Linked DNA regions of Homo sapiens: region 2 is linked to region 1. Evidence: read pairs that join two places in POLR2A ChIA-PET (ENCODE). Cell type or tissue: MCF 10A. All regions are shown on one strand. Links, peaks and the distances in the headings refer to the core of each region. The heading gives the core; the rest is flanking DNA. Region 1 overlaps LINC02765 (long intergenic non-protein coding RNA 2765). Region 2 overlaps DNAH14 (dynein axonemal heavy chain 14).

The links. Peaks named below come from ENCODE experiments on the same cell type or tissue, not always from the same donor. Only the 100,000 strongest peaks of a DNase experiment are listed, where the experiment ranks them.
Region 2: POLR2A ChIA-PET joins it to region 1 with 6 read pairs; 2 of 35 experiments call an interaction of 5 or more read pairs at or near these places.

The regions. Positions count from the first base shown.
Region 1 is chr1:225,449,733-225,458,644 of GRCh38, forward strand. All of the region lies in intron 2 of LINC02765 (long intergenic non-protein coding RNA 2765), which reads right to left. Among named protein-coding and RNA genes, the nearest start is that of LINC02765, 14 kb to the right of the region's middle. RefSeq lists an enhancer at 6,141-6,641. In MCF 10A, for the core only: no CTCF peak of the experiment used is centred there; DNase peaks (open chromatin) are centred at 4,529 and 5,219.
Region 2 is chr1:225,376,060-225,381,059 of GRCh38, forward strand. DNAH14 (dynein axonemal heavy chain 14) reads left to right here. Exons shown (of 86, transcript NM_001367479.1): 79 at 1,178-1,377; 80 at 4,100-4,263. Among named protein-coding and RNA genes, the nearest start is that of LBR, 49 kb to the right of the region's middle. In MCF 10A, for the core only: no CTCF peak of the experiment used is centred there; a DNase peak (open chromatin) is centred at 3,052.

The sequences.
Region 1 (8,912 bases), core at 1,608-6,607:
AATCAGATTCAAATAGGTCAGGTGACATGCCCACAGTCGCACAGTGGGAAGATGGCAGAGCCAGGTCTCTGCCGCCTGGAAGGGAAGCCTGTGCTCTGCTCATTGGAGAGCACTGCCTCCCTCGACCACTGCCAAGCTTTGATGGCAAAGGAGCAACAGAGGTCACGTGTCAGGGATTAGCAAGCAAGGGTGACAGGAGGAGGTGGCATTCCAGAAGGGCCTTGGAGTATGGGCAGGATTTTAGAAGACAGTAGAAAAGATGGGAAGGTTGACGTGGCAGGGGACACAGAGAGAGCCAAGTTGGGGAGGCAGGATGGTGCAGGCCATGCCCCGCAGCAGCTGATGATCCAGGTTACCCAGGGGCAGCCCCTATGCCTCACACCTCCAGACCCCCTCCAAGGCAGAACAAGCTCCTGACACATTTCTCATGATTCTCCAGAATTCCAGGGGGCGTCTTTTCCAGTTATCTAGGGCTATGACATTGTACCACACTGTGAGATAAATAAAATATGTATAAGCATCAGCCACTGTTTCTTCTTCTTTTTTTTTTTTTTTTTTTTTTTGAGACAGAGTCTCGCTCTGTTGCCCAGGCTGGAGTGCAATTGCGCGATCACAGCTCATTGCAACCTCCACCTCCCAGGTTCAAGCAGTCCTCCTGCCTCAGCCTCCCGAGTAGCTGGGACTACAGGCGAGCACCACCACACCCGGCTAATTTTTTTGTATTTTTAGTAAAGATGGGGTTTCACCATGTTGGCCAGGCTGGTCTTGAACTCCTGACTTCAAGTGATCTGCCGGCCTCGGCCTCCCAAAGGGTTGGGATTACAGGCGTGAGCCACCACACCCGGCTGCAACTGTTTCTTCTGATGAATGCAGCTGTGCCAGTTTCCAGGCAGCCTGTGCGAAGCTCTGCCAGCTCATCGTCCTGCTGTCGCAGCCCTGGGGCTTCCTGTCAAGGGGAAGGTCACAGTGGCCCGTGTAAACCCTCACTCTGCTTACACAGTTGTGAGCAGGGGCACTCTCTGAACTGCAATGTATATAACAATAAGTAAACTGCAAAGAGAAAAGGGAAAAAAGGAAATTGTTTTCCTGGCACATAACCAAAAAGTCTAGGGACAGATCTGGTGCTTCCGGCTCAACTTGACCAAGGGACTCATATGATATCACTGGAGCCACAGTCTCCTAGCCCTTGCCTCCACTTCTGCTGGAAGCTTGGTTTCATTGTCAGGCCGCAGCAGCTCGAGGACACAGCCAAACCATATCACCATCTTTTACCAAGGTGCACACAGCCCTTCAGAATCCTCCTCCCCTTCACTGGCCTCCTCCTCTGACCCTCTTCCTTCTGCTCACTCAGCTCTAGCCACAGTGGCCTCCGTGCTGTTGGATTCCACCTCAGGGCCTTTGCACATGCTGCCCTCATGACTGGAACACTTCCCCAACACTCCTGAGGCTCTCTCCCTCTCTTCTTCAGGTCTTGCCTTTGCAGTGAGGCCTTTCCTCACCACTCTGCTGAAAACTGCAACCCATTACCTGACCCAGTCCCTTTCCTTCCCTGCAGAGCACTTTCCACCACACACATATGTCACTCCTTGTACACCCATCAGTCTGTCTGGGCTAGAAGAATAGCTCCTGCGGGACAGGGGTTTGTGTCTGTTTTGTTCGCAGCTGCATTCCCAGTCCTAGAGCAATGCTTGTGGGGCCTAGCAGGTGCTCGCTAAGTGCTCATGGATTGGCTGAGAGCTGAGTTGACTCCATAGGCTATGCCACAGAGTGGCCCTGGGCAGCTTGCTGTCCTTCCTTCACACGGACAGAGGCAGTTGTGGTTTGGTAAGATACCCTCTGAACAGCTAATGTGGGTAAAGAAGCATCTCCCTGTGGGCAATGGTAGCCATCTGCAGGCCCCTGTGGTTCAGCTCCCTGCTATGGAGGGCTGAGTCATTGACGTGGTGGCCTTTTAGAGACACACCTTGCGAGACTCCTTTGTTAGGACAGAACAGTATCTCCTGGAATCTTTATTTAAATTAAAAAAATAAAAGTTTCTAAGAACCAGGCCTTCAGAAAACTTCAGACTGCCCTTCACTTTGTCCCCACTTGTCAGAGATGGTTTGGAAAGAAGACAAAAAAAGACACTGGGAAAGGAAACAGGGTCAGGCTACGGGGGCAGCGCGGGAGCCTGCCTGGATTCCTGCGTGTCAGCGCCATAGCGCCTTCTGAGAGTGGCACCCAGCTGGGTTAGGGACACTCGGTCCAGCCATTCTGGGGTCCAAGAGCAGCAGCGCCCCCTAAAGCAGCCTGGGAGTGGGTGCTTCCCAGTGCCAAGCGGGCTGCAAGTATCTGCCCGCTGCCCACGCCCGCGCCCACCCCGCTTCAGGGTGCTCTCCCCAAATCTTGGCACTATTTACCTGTGCTGGGCTCCGTTCGGCAGTAGTGCAGAGGCCCCTCTCCTGGGGAACTCGTGCACCACAAGAATTGGCGCTTGCAGGGGCCAGCAGCGGGGGCGGTGAAGCAGCAACAAAAAACCCCAGTCTCTGTCCTGGGGCCTCACCGTCTGGTGGGAAAGGCAGTGGTGTAGATATGGCTAAGGGCTGTGGTGGGTGAGGAGGGCACAGGACATGAAAATTATGGCGCCTTCTCCCGACCAGCTCGGGGGCCACGGGCAGACAGGTCACCCTCAGGACCCCAACTGCCCTTCCAGCCCCAGGACACATTCTGGGTGAGGCCTTGATTTCCTTAATTAATACATAGAACATGCTTCTTACACCCATGTTCATAGCAGAATTATTCACAATAGCCAAAAGGGGGAAGCCACCCATGTGTCCCTCAGTGGGTGAATGGATGAACAAAACGTTGTATTTACATACAATGGAATATCACTCAGCCATTAAAGGAAGACCATGCCCCCACCTGCCACAACATGCACAAACTTTGAGAGCATAATTAAGTAAAAGAAACCAGACACAAAAGACAAATACTGTAGAATTCCACTTAAACGAGGTTCCTAGACTGGTCAAAATCATCAAGACAGAAAGTAAAATGGGAGTTACCAGGGCTTGGGGGAAGGGAATGGGGCGTTACTATTTAACAGATACAGAGTTTCTGTTTGTGAAGATGAAAACGTTCTGGAGCTGGACGCGGTGGCTCACGCCTGTAATCCCAGCACTTTGGGAGGCCGAGGCGGGCAGATCATGAGGTCAGAAGATGGAGACCATCCTGGCTAACACAGTGAAACCCCATCTCTACTAAAAATACAAAAAAATAGCCGGGCATGGCGGCGGGCGCCTGTAGTCCCAGCTACTCGGGAGGCTGAGGCAGGAGAATCGCTTGAACCCAGGAGGTGGAGCTTGTAGTGAGTGGAGATCACGCCACTCACTCCAGCCTGGGTGACAGAATAAGACTCCATCTCAAAAAAAAAAAAAAGAAAGAGAAAAAGAAAACATTCTGGAGAGGGATGGTGGTGATGGTTACACAACAGTGTGAATGTACTTAATGCCGCTGAACTGTACACTTAAAAATTGTTAAAGTAATAAATTTTGTGTATATTTACCACAATAAAAATGAAAAAAACTCATTTCAGGTGCTTAGGAAAATATGTGTTTGGGTGCATCTTATCTGCAGAATAATCCACTGGGCTGGACACTTCTAGATATTCATTTGGAGGAAGGGGCATAGCATCATGATCAAGAGCATCAGTTTTGGAGACTGTATTAATCTGTTCTCATGCTGCTAACAAAGACATACCTGAGACTGGATAATTTATAAAGGAAAGAGGTTTAATTGACTCACAGTTCCACATGGCTGGGGAGGCCTCACAATCATGGCGGAAGGTGAATGAGGAGCAAAGTCACGTCTTACATGGTGGCAGGCAAGAGAGATCTTGTGTAGGGGAACTCCCATTTATAAAACCATCAGATCTCATGAGCCTTGTTCACTACCATGAGAACAGTATGGGGGAAATTGCCCCTATGATTCAATTATCTCCACCTGGCCCTGCCCTTGACAGGAGGGGATTATTACAATTCAAGGTGAGATTTGGGTGGGGACACAGCCAAACCATATCAGAGACATATTTCCTGGATTGAGAATCCCAGATTCTCATCTGGCAGCAGTGCAACTTTGGGCAAGTGAGTGCTTCTAGCTGCCACAGTGTCTTCATCCATAAAATGAGAATAATGATAGCACCTTCATGAATATGACTTGTTAGAGGTAAATAGGAATAATGCATTAAGCACTGGGCATGGCTTCTGACATGTAGCAAATCTCACAACAAATGTTAATGCTCACTAACTATTACATATTATGCACAAAAGAACACAGCACTCTACAGGAAGAGCAGTTACTAAAACCTGCACTCTTGAAAATGTGCCTCACAGTCTAACATTTGGATTAAACAGAACACCCATCAGAAGTTGGCAATGCTCCATCACACACAGTCGTGTTTATTTGTTATAACAGGTGCCAGGATCAGTAGCTAAATTTGGTAGCAGTTGATGCTGCATCATTAGTTGATTCAACATATATTTACTGAGAACCTGTGCTGGGTATGAGAACACAGATGCAACAAGACAGAGCACCCCTGCCCTCCGGGAATGTGTGTCCTCGTGGGAGAAAACAGAGATCAAACAAAAAGTGAACAACTCCTCACCTCTCTCCACTAGTGAGTAATAAGCAAACAAGGTTGCATCACAAAAATATCCACAAACGGGAGAGAATGTGACAAGAACACAGCTAAAACATAAAGATGGTCATTCCTGGAAGAGAATGTGGCTCAAGTCAGCTTAGCACAGATACCCTTAGCAGCCATCCTGAGGTTGGCTGGGCAGGGCACTCTCATAGCCACAAAAGCCTTCTCAGTGGAGGCTCACTCTGGTCATTCAGATCTGAGCTGAAATGTCATCTCCTAAGAGATCTTCCCTCGGCACCTGATCTGAAGTAGACCTCCTGGTACTCTCTGGACATTATCGTTGTTTTCTGCAATTAACATTGGTATCTGATGTTTGCTTGTTTATTACTGGCCTTTTCTCCACTAGAGTGAAAACTCTACAGAGAGAGGACTTAGCATCTCTTAGGAGCTCAGGATGCCTGAATCATGAGCTCCAGGAATCTGCATTTAATAAATGCCCGCAGAGATTCAGAAAGGCACTTGCGTTCAGGCTCCACTGCCTTCAAAGACCAGTCTGTCAACTGCCTGACATTTCTCCACTTGTGATTCACACACTGGTGACTCAGCCACCCATTCGACCAGGGTGATAGAGAAGTCAGAGAAACGCCAGAACTGTTGTTCAACACAGGCTGGCTGCTCCTGTCACCTCTCCCACGCCACCCACCCCTTATGTCTAGTCTCAGAAAACCAGAACCAGGGTGACAATTGCCCCCAGAGTCCACAGTGAATCAGAAGAGCTCTTTAAACAAAAGAATCACTCAGAACGATTGTTAATTTTGAGTGTTGTTCTAAAACACAAGAAAGGGGAGACGTGTGTTTCCCCATTAAAGCTAATCAATCCATTTGTAGATGGATGATGACAGGGAAAGGGAGGAGGAGTTAAAGTATGTTAAAAGGGTCAGGAGCAGTGGCTCACACCTGTAATCCCAGCAATTTGGGAGGCTGAGATGGGAGAATGGCTTAAGCCCAGGAGTTCAAGACCAGCCTAGGTAACATAGTGAGACCTCATATGTACGAAAAAATAGAAAAATAAAAATTAGTACATCTATAGTCCTAGCTACTCAGAAGGCTGAGGTGGGAGGATCACTTGAGCCTGGAAGGTTGAGGCTGCAGTGAGCCATGGTCACACCAGTGCACTCCAGCCTAGGTGACAGAGCAAGACTCTATCCAAAAAAAAAAAAAATAAATAAAGCATCTTAAAAGGAATTGCCCATTCATGTAGATGTTCAAGGGACGCAGGATAGCCAGAACAATCCTGAAAAAGAACGAAGTTGGAGGACTCACACTTTCTGATTTCAAACCTTACTGCAAAGCTGCAGTAATCAAGACTGTGTGATCCTAGCATTAGAATAGAGATATAGGCCGGGCGTGGTGGCTCACGCCTGTAATCCCAGCACTTTGGGAGGCCGAGGCGGGTGGATCACGAGGTCAGCAGATCGCGACCATCGTGGCTAACACGATGAAACCCGGTCTCTACTAAAAATACAAAAAATTAGCCAGGCGAAGTAGCGGGTGCCTGTAGTCCCAGCTACTCCGGAGGCTGAGGCAGGAGAATGGCGTGAACCCCGGGGGGCGGAGCCTGCAGTGAGCCGAGATCGCGCCACTGCACTCCAACCTGGGCAACAGCAAGACTCCGTCTCAAAAAAAAAAAAAAAAGAATAGAGATATATAGATAAATGGAATGGAATTGAGAGTTCAGAAGCACATTCTCACATTTACAGCCAATTAATTCTTGACAAGGATGCCAAGACAATTTTCAATAAATGGGGCTGGGACAACTTAGACATCCACGCATAAAAGAATGAAGTTAGAACACTGCCTCACCTCATACACAAAAATTAACTTAAAATGGATCAAAGACTTAAATATAAGAAGTAAAATTATACACTTCTGTGATGGTTAATATTGAGTGTCAACTTGATTGGATTAAAGGATGCAAAGTATTGATCCTGGGTGTGTCTGTGAGGGTGCTGCCAAAGGAGATTAACATTTGAGTCAGTGGGCTGGGAAAGGCAGACCCACCCTCAATCTGAGTGCGCACCATCTAGTCAGCTGCCAGTGTGGCTAGGATACAAAGCGGGCAGAAAAACGTGAAAAGACTAGACAGGCCTAGCCTCCCAGCCTACATCTTTCTCCCATGCTGGATGCTTCCTGCCCTCGAACATTGGACTCCAAGTTCTTCAGTTTTGGGACTTGGACCAGCTCTCCTTGCTCCTCAGCTTGCAGATGGCCTATTGTGGGACCTTATGATCATGTGAGTTAATGCTTAATAAGCTCCTATAGATATAGATATATATATATATATCTCCTATTAGTTCTGTCCCTGTAGAGAACTCCGACTAATACAACTTCTTTGCAGAAAATATAGTCATGCTTTTTTTACTGATACATAATAATTGTACATATTTATGGGGTACATGTGATATTTTGACACATGCCTACAATGTGTAATGATCAAATCAGAGTAACTGGAATATCCATCACCTCAAAGGTTCATCGATTCTTTGTGTTGGGAACTTTTCACATATCCCTGTCTATTTTGAAATGTATAATAAATTATTAACTATAGTCACCCTGCTGTGCTATCGAACACTAGAACGTATTCCTTCTGTCTAACTGTATGTTTGTACCCAGCAGCTCAACCTCTCTTCATCCCACCCGTTTCTCAGCCTCTGGTAACTATCATTCTACTCTCTACCTGCACGAGACATGAGATCAACTTCTTTAGCTCCCACATATGACTGAGAGGACATTTGTAGTTCTGTGTCTGGTTTATTTCACTAACACAATGATCTCTAGGTCCCTCCATGTTGCTGCAAATAACAGAATTTTATTCTTTTTATGGCTAATACTCCATTGTGTATATATATACCACAGTTTTTAATTCATTCATCTGTTGATGGACTTTCAGCTTGATTCCGTATCTTGGCTATTGTGAATAGACAAGGGTGGTGCAGGTATTCCTTTAATATATTGATTTCCTTTTCTTTGAATAAATACCCAGTGGTGGGATTGCTGGATTGTACGGTAATTCTATTTTTAGTTGTTAAGAAACTCCCATACTGTTTTCCACAATGGCTAAACTAATTTATTTCCCCACCAATAGCATCTAAGAGTTCTCTTTTCTCAACATTATAGACGTAAATTTTGACATCAAGGTAGGCAATGGTTTTTAAAACATGACACCAAAAGTACAAGCAACCAAAGGAAAAACATGGATAAATTGGGCTTCGTTCAAATTAAAAACTTTGGTGTTTTAAAAGACACTATTAAGCCAGTGAAAAAACAACCCACAGAATGGAGAAAAGTTTTGTAAATCATACGCCTAAGAGACTTGTCTCTAGCATATATGAAGAACTCTCACAAACCAATAATAAAAATATAAATATTCTGGCTGGGCGTGGTGGCTCACGCCTGTAATCCCAGCACTTTGGGAGGCAGAGGCGGGCGGATCACGAGGTCAGGAGATCGAGACCATCCTGGCTAACACAGTGAAACCCCGTCTCTACTAAAAATACAAAAAATTAGCCAGGCGTGGTGGCGGGCGCCTGTAGTCCCAGCTATTCGGGAGGCTGAGGCAGGAGAACGGCGTGAACCCAGGAGGCGGAGCTTGCAGTGAGCCTAGGTTGCGCCACTGTACTCCAGCCTGGGCAACAAAGCGAGACTCCGTCTCAAAAATAATAATAATAAAAATAAATAAATATTCTAATTTAAAACGGGCAAGGGATCTGAATAGACGTTTCTTAAGGAAGATACACAAATGGTCAATGAGTACATGAAAAGCTGCTGAACACCGTTAGCCATCAGGCAAATGCAAATCAAAACCATGAGATACCACTTCACAGGCATTAGGATGGCCACAGTAAAAAAGACAGATAGTAATGAGTGTGGGTGAGGACGTGGAGAAAGTGCAACCCTCACACTTTACAGGGAAGATTGTGAAATAGCACAGCCACTTTGGAAAACAGCTTGCCAGTTCCTCCAAAAGTGACATAGAGTTACCATATGACTAATATGACTGCTAGGTATATAGAGCAACAAAAACATATGTCCACACAGAAACCTGTATAGGAATTTCATAGCAGCATTTTGTATGGACTGTGTAATAGTCAAGAAATGAAAACAACCCATGTATTATTCAGTTGAGCAGCTGGTGAATGGATACACAAAATGTGGCCTAGTATATCCACACAATGGAATGTTATCTGACCGTAAGAAGGAATGCTACTTGTTACAAGGATGAGCCTTGAAATAT
Region 2 (5,000 bases), core at 1-5,000, 75 kb before region 1:
CCTGGGCATCAGAGCAAGATCCTATCTGAAAAAGAAGGAAAAAAAACTGTTTAAAATAACATTTTAGTTAAATTTAGGATTCTTTGGCCAAATGTGGTGGCTCATGCCTATAATCCTAGCACTTTGGGAGGCCGAGGAGAGTAGATCACTTGAAGTCAGGAGTTCGAGACCAGCCTGGCCAACATGATGAGACCTTATCTGTACTAAGAATACAAAAATTAGCCAGCCATGGTGGATCATGCCTGTAGTCCTAGCTACATGGGAGGCTGAGGCATGAGAATCACTTGAACCCGGGAAGCAGAGGTTGAAGTGAACCGAGATCATGCCAGTGCACTCCAGCCTGGGCGACAGAGCAAGACTCCATCTCAAAAAAGAAAAAAAAGTTTAGGGTATTTTAAATTGCCCAAAGAATACAATGTGCATGGTTTTGTACAGAGTATTACATTAAGTATGCACTAAGAGAATAAGGTATACTGTAACATACAGCATACAATTGCATTGGCAGAATTATATCAGATGACAGAAGGGTATTCTGAAATTTGTATTTCAATTGTTCAGTTGCTTTAAAACACTAGGAATTTTATGACAGTTCCAGCTTGCCAGCTCTTCCTGTTTTTTGTTATAATCTTGCTTCTTCTGCAGGTAATTTTTTTAATCAGTGACTGTTATTTGATTTTTCCCTCTGACCTTCATTAATTCTTCAACATTTTCCTTAATGATATCAAGAAAGCCACCATCACCCACTTTCCTGACCATATGAACAATGCATTTCTCTTCTTGGTCAGTGGTCAATTATTCTTAAGATCATTCTCACATTCCTTCTATAGGTTTCACTAAAGTAAAATGATTTGTTCAAGCCTTATTGCATTCATTATCTATGGGTGGTCAGAATCACCCTCACCTTTAAAGCGTTTTTTTTTTCTTTCTCTCTTTTCCCAAAAAGAAAGTTATACATGCATATCATATGCACATTACAATACAGTAGTCCCAAATGTTGCTTTTGACAGTGTCTATAATATACCACATGCAAATAAGAAAGCCTTCGGTATAAAATTTCATGGGAAAATATTGTCTTCAAGCATTACTGAAAGTAGGTATCTTACTCTGGCAAAAACCAACAAAGTGTTCAGAAGTAGCAGGATTGAAGAAAAAAGCTAACAAAATGTTAAATTTTCAGATATGTCTGCCAGTTCCAGGATCTGCAAGCATAAAGGACTACATACACATTATCCAGTCCTTACCTGATGATGACCTTCCCGAGGTCTTAGGAATACACCCAGAGGCCATCAGGAGCTGCTGGGAGACCCAGGGCGAAAAGTTTATTGAAAATCTGATTGCCATGCAACCAAAAACTACCACTGCCAACCTCATGATCAGGTAAGAACTCGCTAGGAAAAATTGTTGGTCAAAAATTATCAGGCTGGGTCTGGCAGCTCATGCCTGTAATCCCAGCACCTTGGGAGGCTGAGGTGGACAGATTGCTTGAGCTCAGGAGTTCGAGACCACTCTGAGCAACATGGTGAAACCCTGTCTCTACAAATAATACAAAAATTAGCTGAGTGTAGTGGTGAGCACCTGTAGTCCCAGTAACTTGCGAGGCTGAGACCCTGTCTAAAAAAAAAATTCATTTGAAGAGATATATAGAAAAGTATAGTCTACATGGTAAAGAAACTAAATTCTACTTCAATGAGTTCCTTATGTATTTAAGTTCTAATTTTTCAATTTGTACGTCTAACAAATTTTAACACTTTTAAAAGATATTTGAATGTTTGACCCCATTTATAAGCTTAAACATTTTCAAATATATTAATATTCATTATAAAGTTAATGTACTTCAATTTGTCTTCCAGACCTTCTCAAATCTTTGAGTAACTTTTATAAATCTAATAATCAAATAAATATGGTGAATCTTAAATTTTCTTGTTCCCTAATATTTTATATCAATCTAACAAGATTTCAACCTAAAATCATAAATCAGTTTCTCAATTATCTCTTTTAATTGGGGTCACAAGACTGACCCCAATCTAACACAAGGTATTACGAGGCCCAATTCTCTTAAACATTACAAATATTTAAGATACCAACATATTATAAGGAAATGCTTTTAATAAACATACTAGATATGCTTATTAATGTCCCTTTGGTCACTTTGAGAGGCTATAATTATCCCAGTCTTGCTGCCTTTGCTTATTAGAGACTTGTCTGTGGGACTTAATCCAAACATCTATCATATTCAATGTAATTTCCTTAGTGGTAGCAAATCTTTGCCCTCTGAAGGTAAGCTTGATTTTTGACACCTTTTGACCTTTTGAATTATTTGAAGCTACCTGGGTTGAATTCTAAGGAGAAAATCAACTTTACAGTCAAAACAGTGTGATGACAAAGTAAGGAGCCATGTGACCTCAGGCGATCTGTAAACTGGTTTGGAAGCAGCACTGTTGGACTAAATACTTCTTGGCAGCTTTAAGGTTATTGCTTACCTTGAAGGATAATATTCATTTGACTGTGAAACCTGGAGTGTTTGTTGAAAAATCAGTCCTGGCCGGGCGCGGTGGGCTCACGCCTGTGATGCCAGCACTTTGGGAGGCCGAGGCGGGTGGGTCACGAGGTCAGGAGTTCAAGATCAGCCTGGCCAAGATGGTGAAACCCCGTCTCTACTAAAAATACAAAAAATTAGCCAGCATGGTGGTGAGCACCTGTAATCCCAGCTACTCGGGAGGCTGAGGCAGAGAATTGCTTGAACCCGGGAGGGGGAGGTTGCAGTGAGCCAAGATAGCAACACTGCACTCCAGCTGGGGTGACAGTGCAAAACTCCGTCCCAAAAAAAAAAAAAGAAAAGAAAAAGAAAAATCAGTCCCGGCTAGTAAATAGAGCAGCAGAACTCAAAAGAGATGTGCCCCATTTCCTACTCATCCACTAACTGTCTAAGGAGGTCCTCCCACCTCCCGGGGCCCTGGTTTCATCATCTTTAAAAGGATTCCAAAGAGCTCTTCCAGCTCTAGTGTTTAGTGGTTTTGCATAGTATCGCAGCCTCACCTAGGCCTGGACACGCGCTCCTCCTGTCACCACCCGCGGAGTGTGTGATTAAGAAGCCCTTCGTGTCAACACAGGAATGAGGCAAGCAGTGGAATGTTCCATGCGGCTGCTTCAGCGTGCTCTGTTTAGTTGCCTCCTCTTTTTCATTGTCTTGCAGATGCATGCAGATGATTATTTTACAAAGAAATCCTAAAAAAGCTTTTATAATACATATTTCCTTGCAAATGTCTAAAGTACATTGGACAGTTTCTCATCTACAAAATGAAATGAATTCCATGGTCTCTGTAAGATCATCCATAGCATAATTTTGTGGTTCTGTGAAGATACATTTATCTTCAGACGGAACTTAAGCAGAGGACCCTCTAACATTAGATAGATCTGTAGCTTGTTTTTCTCTTGATTTCTTTTATTTTATTTTCCTTTCCTTTTCTTTTTTTAAATTTTTTTTTTGAGATAGAGTCTCGCTCTGTCACCCAGGCTGGAGTGCAGTGGCATAATCTTGGCTCACTGCAACCTCTGCCTCCCGGGTTCAAGTGATTCTCGTGCCTCAGCCTCCTGAGTAGCTCAGACTACAGGCGCCCACCATGCCTGGCTAACTTTTGTATTTTTAGTAGAGACAGGGTTTTACCATGTTGGCCAGGCTGGTCTCAAACTCCTGACCTCAAGTGATCTGTCTGCCTCGGCCTCCCAAATTGCAGGGATTACAGGCATGAGCCACTGTGCCCAGCCAATTTTTATTTTTTTAATTGACATAATAATTGTACATATTTCTGAGGTACATAGTAATGTTTCAATACATACAATGTATAGTGATCAGATCAGGGCAATTCATATGTCCATCATCTCAAACATTTATCCTTTGTGTTGGGAACTTTCAGTATCCTCTCTTCTAGCTATTTGAAGATGTATAATCTATTTTTGTTACCTATACTCATCCTACAGTGGTATAGAACACTAAACATATTCCTCCTGTCTACCAGTAATCTTGAATCCTTTAACAAATCTCTCCCCATCTCCCCACTTCCTGTTCTGTGTCTCATTCTTCTCTTGGTTTTTTTTGCAGACCTGAGCAGAGTAAGGATGAACTGGTGATGGAAATTCTATCCGACTTGCTAAAGCGGCTGCCACTGACAGTGGAGAAAGAAGAAATTGCTGTTGGAACTCCAAGCACATTGAAGAGCATGATGTCAAGCTCCATTTGGGAGTCTCTTTCTAAAAATCTCAAAGGTGAGCATGGGACAGGAGCTTTTTCCCCTTACCTCACTCTCCTCAAGAAAGGACTCTGGTGTCAGGAGTAAGGTAAAGATAAGACAAAAATTCTGTAGAAGTGAAAATACTGAGATAAGATGGAAAACTCAGTCTCTGCCTCCTCTCTCCAAGTTGAAAGACAGAGAGCACAGAAGAAAATCACGCTTTAGTTTGGGGGTGGGTAGCGTGTGGCACTGAAATCAAAAGTGAAGAAATAACAAGTGTAGCAAACTAGAAAGCAGCAACTCTGCTTTGGAGATTGTCAAGAGTTCTAGGTGCCTGTTCTCTCTGCCTCTCTGCCTTCTGGAACAGCGGAAGTTTAGATGGACCTTCTGCTGAAAGACCACTTGACTCCAAGAAGCTAAGGGGAATCAGGGCAGGCCCAGGAAGACAGAGGAAGCCTGATTGCCCAGAGATGACTCCAAACCCAGCTCTAAGTGGCTAAATTGCTAGACTATGATAATTTTCCCAGTTAAATTTTAATACCCATATTTTATCCCTTTGCAGAAGTTTATTTGGGAACCAAATATTGAGCAATAGTTTATCAAAACAGTGTCATTGTTGAGTCTCAATCAAAGGTCAGCAAATTAGGGCTCGCAGGCCAAATCCAGCCCACCATTTGTTTTTGTACAGCCTGTGAACTAAAATGGCTTTTGCATTTTTTAATGGTTAAAAAAAATCAAAAGAAGGAATATAGTTTGTGACACATAAATGTT